Linked DNA regions of Homo sapiens: region 1 is linked to region 2. A link is a loop called in an ENCODE intact Hi-C map of the cell type or tissue named here. Cell type or tissue: Caco-2. All regions are shown on one strand. Each heading gives the region's core, and the rest is flanking DNA. Links, peaks and the distances in the headings are about the cores only.

Region 1 (4,635 bases), core at 901-3,400, 73 kb after region 2:
GGAGGGGTGTGTGTGTGTGTGTTGCGGGAGGGCTGGGGGTGCAGCAGGGCAGAATAATTAACTCTTAAAGGAACTTAGGTAGGAGTTCAACAGACAAGTCTGAAGGGATTCTAGATGAAAGAAACAGCATGAGCAAAAACAGAAATGGGAAAAGCCTGAACTTGCACGTGTAGCAGCAGTCTGAACTGGAGACAGGCAGGAGCGGGGTTGATGTTAGAAGCATTGAGGAAGCAAAATCTAAAGGGAATTGACTACAGCTGTATGTGGGTGTGTGGCAGAGAGGAGGCTGGCTTTGCTTTCAAGTCCAGCTGACACTAAATACATTTGGAGTTTGACTGTGATAATAGCCTCATCTTTCTATAAGTATTAAAACTGTTTTCTCTGGAAGTCTCACCCATGTAGAGTTCGGCTCTCTTGTAGCTCTCATGCATTAGTGAAAATGCAGCTCCTATTTCCGTCCTTGGGTTATTTGCTGAAAGCACCCATGTGATGATTGTCTTATTACTGGAATTGCCCAAGTAAAATTTTCAGGAATGGAGAAAGCGTATTTGAAAATTTTAGTCTGCTTTTCTTTTGAAATGTGAAGCATGATTTTCTTGGGTGAGACTAGAAATCAAAGGCCCTTTAATTGATTGCTTTCCATCAGAAATAAGAAGCGTCACGATCTTGTTGTTTTAGTGAAGGATAAAACATTACCCTTAGGCAAGAAACTACAGGAAAAAAGGAAAATAAACATTATAGTTATGTTACAGGTAAAGAAACAAGGTAAACCACATTAAGGAGTATCCCTTCTTATCCAGGCGGCATTTAGTGTTAAGTGCTGGAATCTGTTAATCCAATAATAAGATTTAGGAAGAAGAATCTAATATCTTATATTTAAATAGTAATCTTTCTCCCCATGGACATTACATATATTTTTGAAATTTGTATTTTAAAAAATCTACCTGCAAATACTTTATGTTCAACATGCTTTTTTGATCCCTGAGAAATTTTTTTAAATATTTTGTTTCAGTGACATTTCTTCCAGGATTCAATTCCTTTTCTTGAAGAGTTTGGAATGAACCAATTACACATGGGTATTCTGGCGAAGAGTGGTAGGAATCTTTCATATCAGTCACCTGGCCTCCTTCATTTCAATTTAAAAATACTTCTGTTACCTTATTTGGCAGCTTGTCTCTGTATTTCTTCAGCTTGCATAAAGCAGTAAATTTTGCTCTAGGAGAAAAATTGAGAAGAGATTATTACTGAATTTGAGAAGAGATTGTTACTGAAGTCTGCCTATTTTAGGTCCTAAATTTCATATGAAACAAGACATTTGATTGTTTCACCCTTAGTACGTTCACAGTTAAACGTCTCAGGAACTCACTAAGAACACGTACTAGAAACAAGATAGCAAATAATCCACACAGAATGCAGACAGTTAATCTCCAAAGCTTTCAGCTGCCACAAAAGTGAACTAAAAATATCAGTAATATTTCTAATTCTGATGATAATTAAAGTGCATTCTTTACCCCACAGGGTAAAGAGACCTACCTAAGTTTAAACTATAAATGTCACTGTTTAATTATTTATTTACTTATTTTATTTTATTTTTTTATTTTTTTTTGAGATGGAGTCTTGCTCTGTCACCCAGGCTGGAGTGCAGTGGCATGATCTCGGCTCACTGCAACCTCCGCCTCTCGGGTTCAAGCGATTCTCCTGCCCCAGCCTCCTGAGTAGCTGGGACTACAGGCACCCACCACCACACCTGGCTAAGTTTTGTATTTTTAGTAGAGATGGGGTTTCACCACGTTGGCCAGGCTGGTCTCAAACTCCTGACCTTGTGATCCACCCGCCTCGGCCTCCTGAAGTGCTGGGATTACAGGCGTGAGCCACCACGCCCGGCCTAGTTTAAAATTCTAAAACACATTAGAAGTTTCCATTTTTATGATTTTAAACTTACTTAGCCTTCACAACACAAGCTAGCTAAGGCATGGCAGATATTCTTATTTTGATGTGTGTGAAAATTGATCTCGTCAATGGCTAGGGGTAGATCCAACAGCATGTAAGTGACAAAACCAGAACTCAAATCCTGATGGTCTTCTGACTTCAATTGGGCATGGTGCCAAGAGTAAAGGATATAAATTACCTCCCTATTTTTATACAAAAATTCAAAATAAGGCTGTCACTAAAGTAAACAGGCACAAGTATGCTGCAGCAATACATTTTAAAAATGTATTTTAACTTTTATAAAATACATACTGTGATACCCTAACTTGTATTAGCTTGATTGACTCTTAGCTGAAAAAGCCAGACAGATTCCATTTGGCTCCTTCATTTGCAAGACATTAAGATCTCCTTACCCACCCCCTTCCTCAAGGACTTAACTTGTGCAAGCTGACTCTCAGCACATCAAAGAGTGCAATTAACTGATAAGGTACTGCGGCAAGCTGTGTCCACAGTTCCCAGGAATTCGCTCGGGTGATAGTATAATAAAGCCCCCGCGTTTGTGTCCGGAGCCCCCACACCTATCACCTTGTGATGAATTTAAAGCCCCTGCACCTGGAACTTTGTTTTCCTGTAACCATTTGTCTTTTCCATTTTTTTTTTGCCTGTTTTACTTCTGTAAGATTGCTTCAGCTCAGTTCCTCCTGCCCTCTCTAAATGAAAGTATAAGAGAAAATCTAGCCCTTTCTTTGTGGCCGAGAGAATTTCAAGTATTAGCCATCTCTCAGTCGCCGGCTAATAAAGGACTCCTGAATTAGTCTCAAAGTGTGGCGTTTCTCTATAACTCGCTTGGTTACAAGAATACCATCTGAGAATATTTGACAAAGATGGTATATAGTACTTATGTACTACATGTTATTTTGAAATCTGTGTACATTGTGAAATGGCTAAATTGAACTAATGTTCATTACTTCAAATTTTTGTGGTGAGAACAAAATCTACTCAGGAATTTTCAAAAATATGATACATTATAATTAACCATAGTCCCCATGCTATGGTTAATTGATCTCTAGAACTCATTCTTCCTAACTGAAATTTTGTGTGATTTGACGAACATCTCCCCAACACCCACTCACACTCCAGCCTCGGGTAACCACTGTTCTCCTCTCTACTTCTGAATTCAATTACAGATTCCACATGTGAGTGAGATCATATATGTCTTTCTGTACCTGTTTTATTTCACTTAATGTATTGCCTGCCAGGTTAACCCATGCTGTCTCAAATGACAGAATGTCCTTCATTTTTAAGGTTAAAAAAAGTCATATATAACTCTTCTAGGCCAGGTGACTGATATAAAGGATTCTATCACTCTTCACCAGAATACACATGTGTGACTGGTTCATTCCAAACTCTCAGGCTCATATACATTTTCTTGATCCATTCACCTGCTGATGGACACTTATGTTGACTCTATATCTTGCCTATTGTGAAGAATGCTTCAGTGAAATGGAAGGGCAGGTACCTCTTTGACATACTGATTTCATTTCCTTTGGTTGTATACCCAGTAGTGGGATTGCTAGGCCATATTGCAGTTATATTTTTATTTTTTTGAGGGCCCTCTACAACAGTAGTAAAGGCCATTCTGATTAGGTCAACCTTGTGCAAAGGTTCCCTTTTCTCCACATCCTCACCAGTACTTAGTATCTTTTGTCTTTTTGAGAAGAGTCATTCTAACAGGAAGGAAGTGATATCTCATTGTGGTTTTAATTTGCATTTTTCTGGGATTAGTGATGAGCATTTATTCATATGCCTGTTGGACCTTTGTATGTCATCTTTTGAGAAATGTCTAGTTTTGATCCTTTGCCCATTTAAAAATTGAGTTGTTTCCTTACATTGAGTTTCTTATATATTTCGAATATTAACACCTTATCAAGTATATGATTTGCAAATATTTTCTCCCATTCTATAGGTTTTCTTTACTCTGATTCTTTCCTTGGCTATGCAGAGGCTTTTTAGTTTGTAGTCCCACCCATCTATTTTTGCTACCTGTGCTTTTGGGTTCACCTTGAAAATATCATTGCCCAGACCAATGTCACGGAGATTTTCCAGTATGGTTACTTCTAGTAGTTTTATCGTTTCAGGTCTTGCTTATAAGTCTTTAATCCATTTTGAGTTGACTTTTTACATGGTATAAGATAAAAATCAATTTCATTCTTCTGTATATGGAAATCTAGTTGTCCCACATCATTTAATGACACTATTCTTTCTCCACGGTGTGTTCCTGGAAGCTGTTGGGTCAATTGACAGTAAAAGTGTGGATTTATTTCTGAGCTCTCTATTCTGTTCCATTGGTCTGCATGCCTGTTTTTATGCCAGTTCCATGCTGTTTTCATTAGCATAGTTTTGTAGTAAATTTTGAAGTCAGGTAGTGTGGTATCTCCAGCTTTGTTCTTTTGCTCAAGATTGTTCTGGCTATTTGGGGTCTCTTGTGGTTCCATACAAAGTTTAGAATTTTTTTTTATTTTGGTGGAAAGCATCTTTGGCATTTTCACAGGGATTGCATTGAATCTGTAGATTTCTTTTGGGTAAGTATAGGCATCATAATATTAATATTCTTCCAATCCATGACCATGGAATGCATTTTCATTTATTTGTGTGTTCTTCAATTTCTTTCATCGGTGTTTTATCGTTTTCAGTCTATAGATTTTT
Region 2 (4,635 bases), core at 778-3,277:
TTGTTATTATTTATATGAGATGATACACTTTCAGCCAGTAATATTGAGTCTCATTCACTCATAATGAGCTCTTTGAGGCACCCAGAAAGCTTAACTGCACTGAGTTCTTTCGAATTCGGTTGTCCTCCCTTATCTGCAGTTTCCCTTTCTGTGGTTTCAGCTACCCACAGTCAACTGCAATCTGAAAATGTTAAATGTAAAATTCTAGAAAAAAAACATTTTGTATGTTTTAAATTGTGGGTTGTTCTGAGAAGTGATGAAATCTGAAGCAGTCCAGCTCCATCCCACTGAGGATAGGAATCATCTCTTCATCTGGCATATACCTACTGTGTACACTGTCTGCACATTAGCCATTTAGTAGCCGTCTCAGTCATCAGATTGACTGTCATGGTATCACAGTGCTTGTGTTCAAATGATCTTTATTTTATTTAATAATGGCCCCAAAGTGCAAGAGTGGTGATGCCGGAGTGTTATTATAATTGTTTTATGTTATGATTAATTGTTTTTAATCTCTTACTGTGTCCAATTTATGAATTAAACTTTATCATAGGTAGGCGGGTATAGGAAAAATGTATATGGTTCAGACTGTCTGCAGTTTTGGGCATCCACTGGGGGCCTTGGAATTGTCCCCAGTGGATAAGGAGAGACTACTCTATTTTGTTATATATAAAAGTATTTTTAGTAAGTCTTAGCAAGTAATAGCTGTTAATAATGAATGTTGCATTTCATAGCTTCTGTTTTTAGACATTTTAAAGTGGTACTCGACTGGGATTTCTTTTACTTTTTCTTTTTTAGAGCCTATTTTCAGGAAGCCTGACTTCTCAATAATTAAGAATATCATGTTTTATTACTTACCTCTTAATATACAGAATCACTTTCATTCTATAAAACTCTGAGTAGATTTATTTTTAAAATAGCTCATATTTATATAACACTGTAGAGATTCAGATGCACTTTTATATGCATCATCCAAGGTGATCCTCAGGAGAATGCTGTGAGGTAGGCTGGATTTCTTCTCATTTTAACAGACGAATAAACAGACTGAGACTCTACTTACCTAAGGCCACTTATGCCAGGTAAGTGAGGCAATGGGTATAGAACCCAGGAATTATGACTCCAGTGGTAGTCAGTATTCATTCTGCTACTATTTTGTGCTCCCTCTAAGGTGCAAGATATAACCTATTCATGCAATAGATATGCCTTGTGCACTTTCATGTGCCAAATGCTATATGTTCTAGGTATTTAGGGTGCATCAGTAAACAAAGCCAACAAAAAATGAAGTCCTTGTTGAGATTAAATTTGTGTTTGGGAGAAAAACAAATAAGTAAAATGTATAATCTATTTGAAGATAATGAGAGCAATGGAGGAAAATGAATCAGGAAAGAAGGTTCAAGCATTTGTGGAGGGTTGCAATTGTATGTAGGATAATTAGACCTCATTAAAAAACTGTTGCTTGAACAAAGACTTAAAGAAGATAAGGAGCAAGGCTTATGGATATCCAAGGGATATGAGCAGAGGAAATAATGACTATAAAGGACCTGAGAGAAAAAAGTTTTCTTGGCATGTTTGAAGGACAGAATGGAAGCCAGTTAGCCTGTACTGTGGTGAGAAAGGAGTAAACAGTGGGATATAAGGTCAAAAGGTGTAGTCTTGGAATTCACTGTAAGCGTAAGAGTTAAAGAAAGAGAAAAGAAACATGAACTGTGGCTCGGCAGTAAAGACAGGTTTACTTTAGATAAAACCTGAGACGGACTTCTGGCCAATTTTGGTCAGGAGTGCTTTCTCTTACAGACTAAGAGTATATATTGGTTTTAGGGTGAGGGGGCTTAACAGAAGCTTGGAATGTTTCTGTGTGAGGAAGAAGTTTTACGGTGGGGTTGGAATGTCTCTGGGAGGAGGCAAGTTTATCTTTGGGCAGACATCTTTCCGGCCTGCGGGGCATTATCTCAAGGCTGGCATCTTCCTGGCTGGAGGGAGGTTATCTTGGGGCCGGCATGTCTTTTGTCTGGGTGGAGTTTGGAATGTTTCTGTCTGGAGATGTTATTTGTGGTTTATGGTCATGCTGACCTTAGCCATCAGGCTGATGCCCTTTGGATTTAGACAGCTTTTTTTTTTTATTAAGGTGAACTTTAGAATGAGGGGCTTGTCTAAGATAGCAATGCTCCTCCTCTGTCAGTAAGGACTTTCATTTCTGCTCTGAATGTGATAGGAAGCCAGTGGAGGATTTTGAATAGAAGAGTAATATGATCTAACTTACAGTTTAAGAGGTTTGCTCTTGTTTTCATCTTACATGTCAAGAATAGATTACAGAGGTGGGGGTGGAGATGATGCAGAAGTGTAGAATAGGAGAAGAGACCAGTGAAAAGTCTTGCAACAACCCAAGCATTGGGAATTGCATGAGTTAGCTAGGGCTGCCATAACAAAGCACCAAAACAAACAGCAATTTATCGACTCACAAATCTAGAGCCTTAAAGCCTGAAATCAAGACTTCAGCAGGGCCATAGTCTCTCTGACAGCTCTAGAGAAGAATCCTTCCTTGTCTCTTTTAGCTTCTGTTGTTTGTTGGCAATCTTTTGAGTTCCTGGGCTGGTAGAGGGATCACTCCAGCCACCTGGCTATTTCCCCACTATGTGTCTTCATGTCATCTTCCCACTGTTCCTATCTGTCTCTTTTTATAAAGGACATCAGTCATATTGGATTAGGGTCCATCCTAATAACCATTTTTTTGTAAACTCAATTAACCCTGTAAAGACCTTACCTCCAAATGAAGTGACATTGAAGATGCTGGGTATCAGGACTTCAACGTATCTTTGTTGGAGGACACAATTTGGAGGACACTGTTATGGAGGATTCATAACAGTGGCATTGGCCAGAGTGGTATCGGTGAGAAGTGGATGGATTGTGGATGTATTTTGAAGGTGGAGTACCGCCTATTATAAATTCCAATAAGTACTAGATATGATTATTTTTGTTGTTAAAATTATTATCCTGATCCCAGTAGTAGCAGTACTTATCTGAATGATAACAAGCCCATGTTTGCTTAGGTATTGTGTGAAGAAGACAGTAACAGTGAAATTGAAGAATCTCAGGCATCTAATCCATATGTTCAGTTCAAGGGGTTTCTAGGGTATCTCACATGTTCCTGAATAGCCTTGCCTTGCTGTTCCCCACTGCCTGCTTTGCCCTATAACCAGGGCTACTATCACTCTTGAGCCCAAGTGAGTCCCTTCCTGATGACAGCTACAGCTTCAGCATTCTTGTCACCCCCTTATATCATCAACATTGGTTTGATTATATCTACTCTTCCTTTTGACTCTTGTGCTACAAAATCCTCCTCCCACTTTCAAACTGAATATCATTAAGCTTTATTTCCTGCAAGAGCTCTGATAGGGTGTCAGGTATAAGGATTGTACATCAGCTCTAACACATGGAGACAGATATGACATCTTCCTCCATTTTAAGGCATATATATCTAGGCTTGCCTGCTCCAAGGACTTGTCTGCACTTGTCTTGACTTCAAATGAGTACATAGTGCAAGACTTTACTGGCACTGTCCTATAATATATCAGAATACGAATTTTTTCATGGATTTTTGAAATGTTTCAACGTATATATTTCTAAATGATGACATTGAGGTTAAAGCATAACAAGGGTTTATTATTAATAATAATTACTTTTAATTATAAAAATTGATGTTAAGTTTTGGCTATGATTCAAGTTACTGTGCTATGCAGTTGTGAAAAAAGGACCAAGTCACGTTCCCTGCCTTAGAGCACTTAAAGTTTGGTGAGGAGGAGAGAGATGCTAATAGGTAATTTCAATATAAAATTTTAAATTCTTTGAGAGATTATATGGTGTTCTAGGAGCCCATTTGTGGACACTTATGAGCAGGAGGCTAGTGGAGAAGGCATAATGCTAGTGTATGTGGGGATTGGGTAAATAGGGGCAAGAGGAGGGGCTTCCTGGAAAGAAATGATGGTGCTTTCCCTGAAACACTTGGCCAAAGTCAAACAGCATGGTCAAAGGTATCTTAGGGAGAGATGCAGACCTCAAAAGGCATGGAGGCATAAAATATTATGACTTTAACTAGAAACTGTAAGTGGTTTGTTATCAATAGCACAGAAACCATAGGCATGAGAGTTCCAGCTGCTAAAACTGAGGATAGAGGTAAGGGTCAGAGCAGCAGTAGAGCATCCCGTGTGCCTTGAAACAGCTCAAACTAGAGCCATTGAAGGGGTTTAAGCAGTGGATAGAATAGGCAGATTTTCATTTTGGAAATTTCTCTCTGGTGGAATGATGACGGGTGATTTTCGATGAATCATCACTGGAAGCAGATATGTTGGGGGGTGGGGAAGAGAGAGGCGTATAGGATAGCTTAGACTTCAGATTGAATATATTGAGCCATTGGCCAAGAGGGAAATGGAAGTCAGAGCACACAGTATGAGGATAATCATTAGTTAGGATAATGATTTTGGCACATAATTATCTTGGATATGCTGACTTTGAAGTGCCAGTAGAATATATAGATGGTTGTGTCTAACAGATTTGGATAGTGAGATCTGCACCATGTTGGGTATGTTAAATGTCCTGAGAGTGGAGAACCTCACTTGGGAAAAGAACGTAATGTTAAAAGAG

What was found. Hi-C counts contacts between places; a loop is a spot of excess contacts. Peaks named below come from ENCODE experiments on the same cell type or tissue, not always from the same donor. Only the 100,000 strongest peaks of a DNase experiment are listed, where the experiment ranks them.
Region 1: a loop joins it to region 2, with 10 times the contacts of the local background. A loop is called at or near these places in 1 of 110 quality-filtered maps.

Annotation. Positions count from the first base shown.
Region 1 is chr14:62,661,042-62,665,676 of GRCh38, reverse strand. No RefSeq gene overlaps it. Among named protein-coding and RNA genes, the nearest start is that of KCNH5, 380 kb to the left of the region's middle. In Caco-2, for the core only: no CTCF peak of the experiment used is centred there; a DNase peak (open chromatin) is centred at 2,436.
Region 2 is chr14:62,733,881-62,738,515 of GRCh38, reverse strand. The region is part of intron 10 of KCNH5 (potassium voltage-gated channel subfamily H member 5); the gene reads left to right. Among named protein-coding and RNA genes, the nearest start is that of KCNH5, 310 kb to the left of the region's middle. In Caco-2, for the core only: no CTCF peak of the experiment used is centred there; a DNase peak (open chromatin) is centred at 1,945.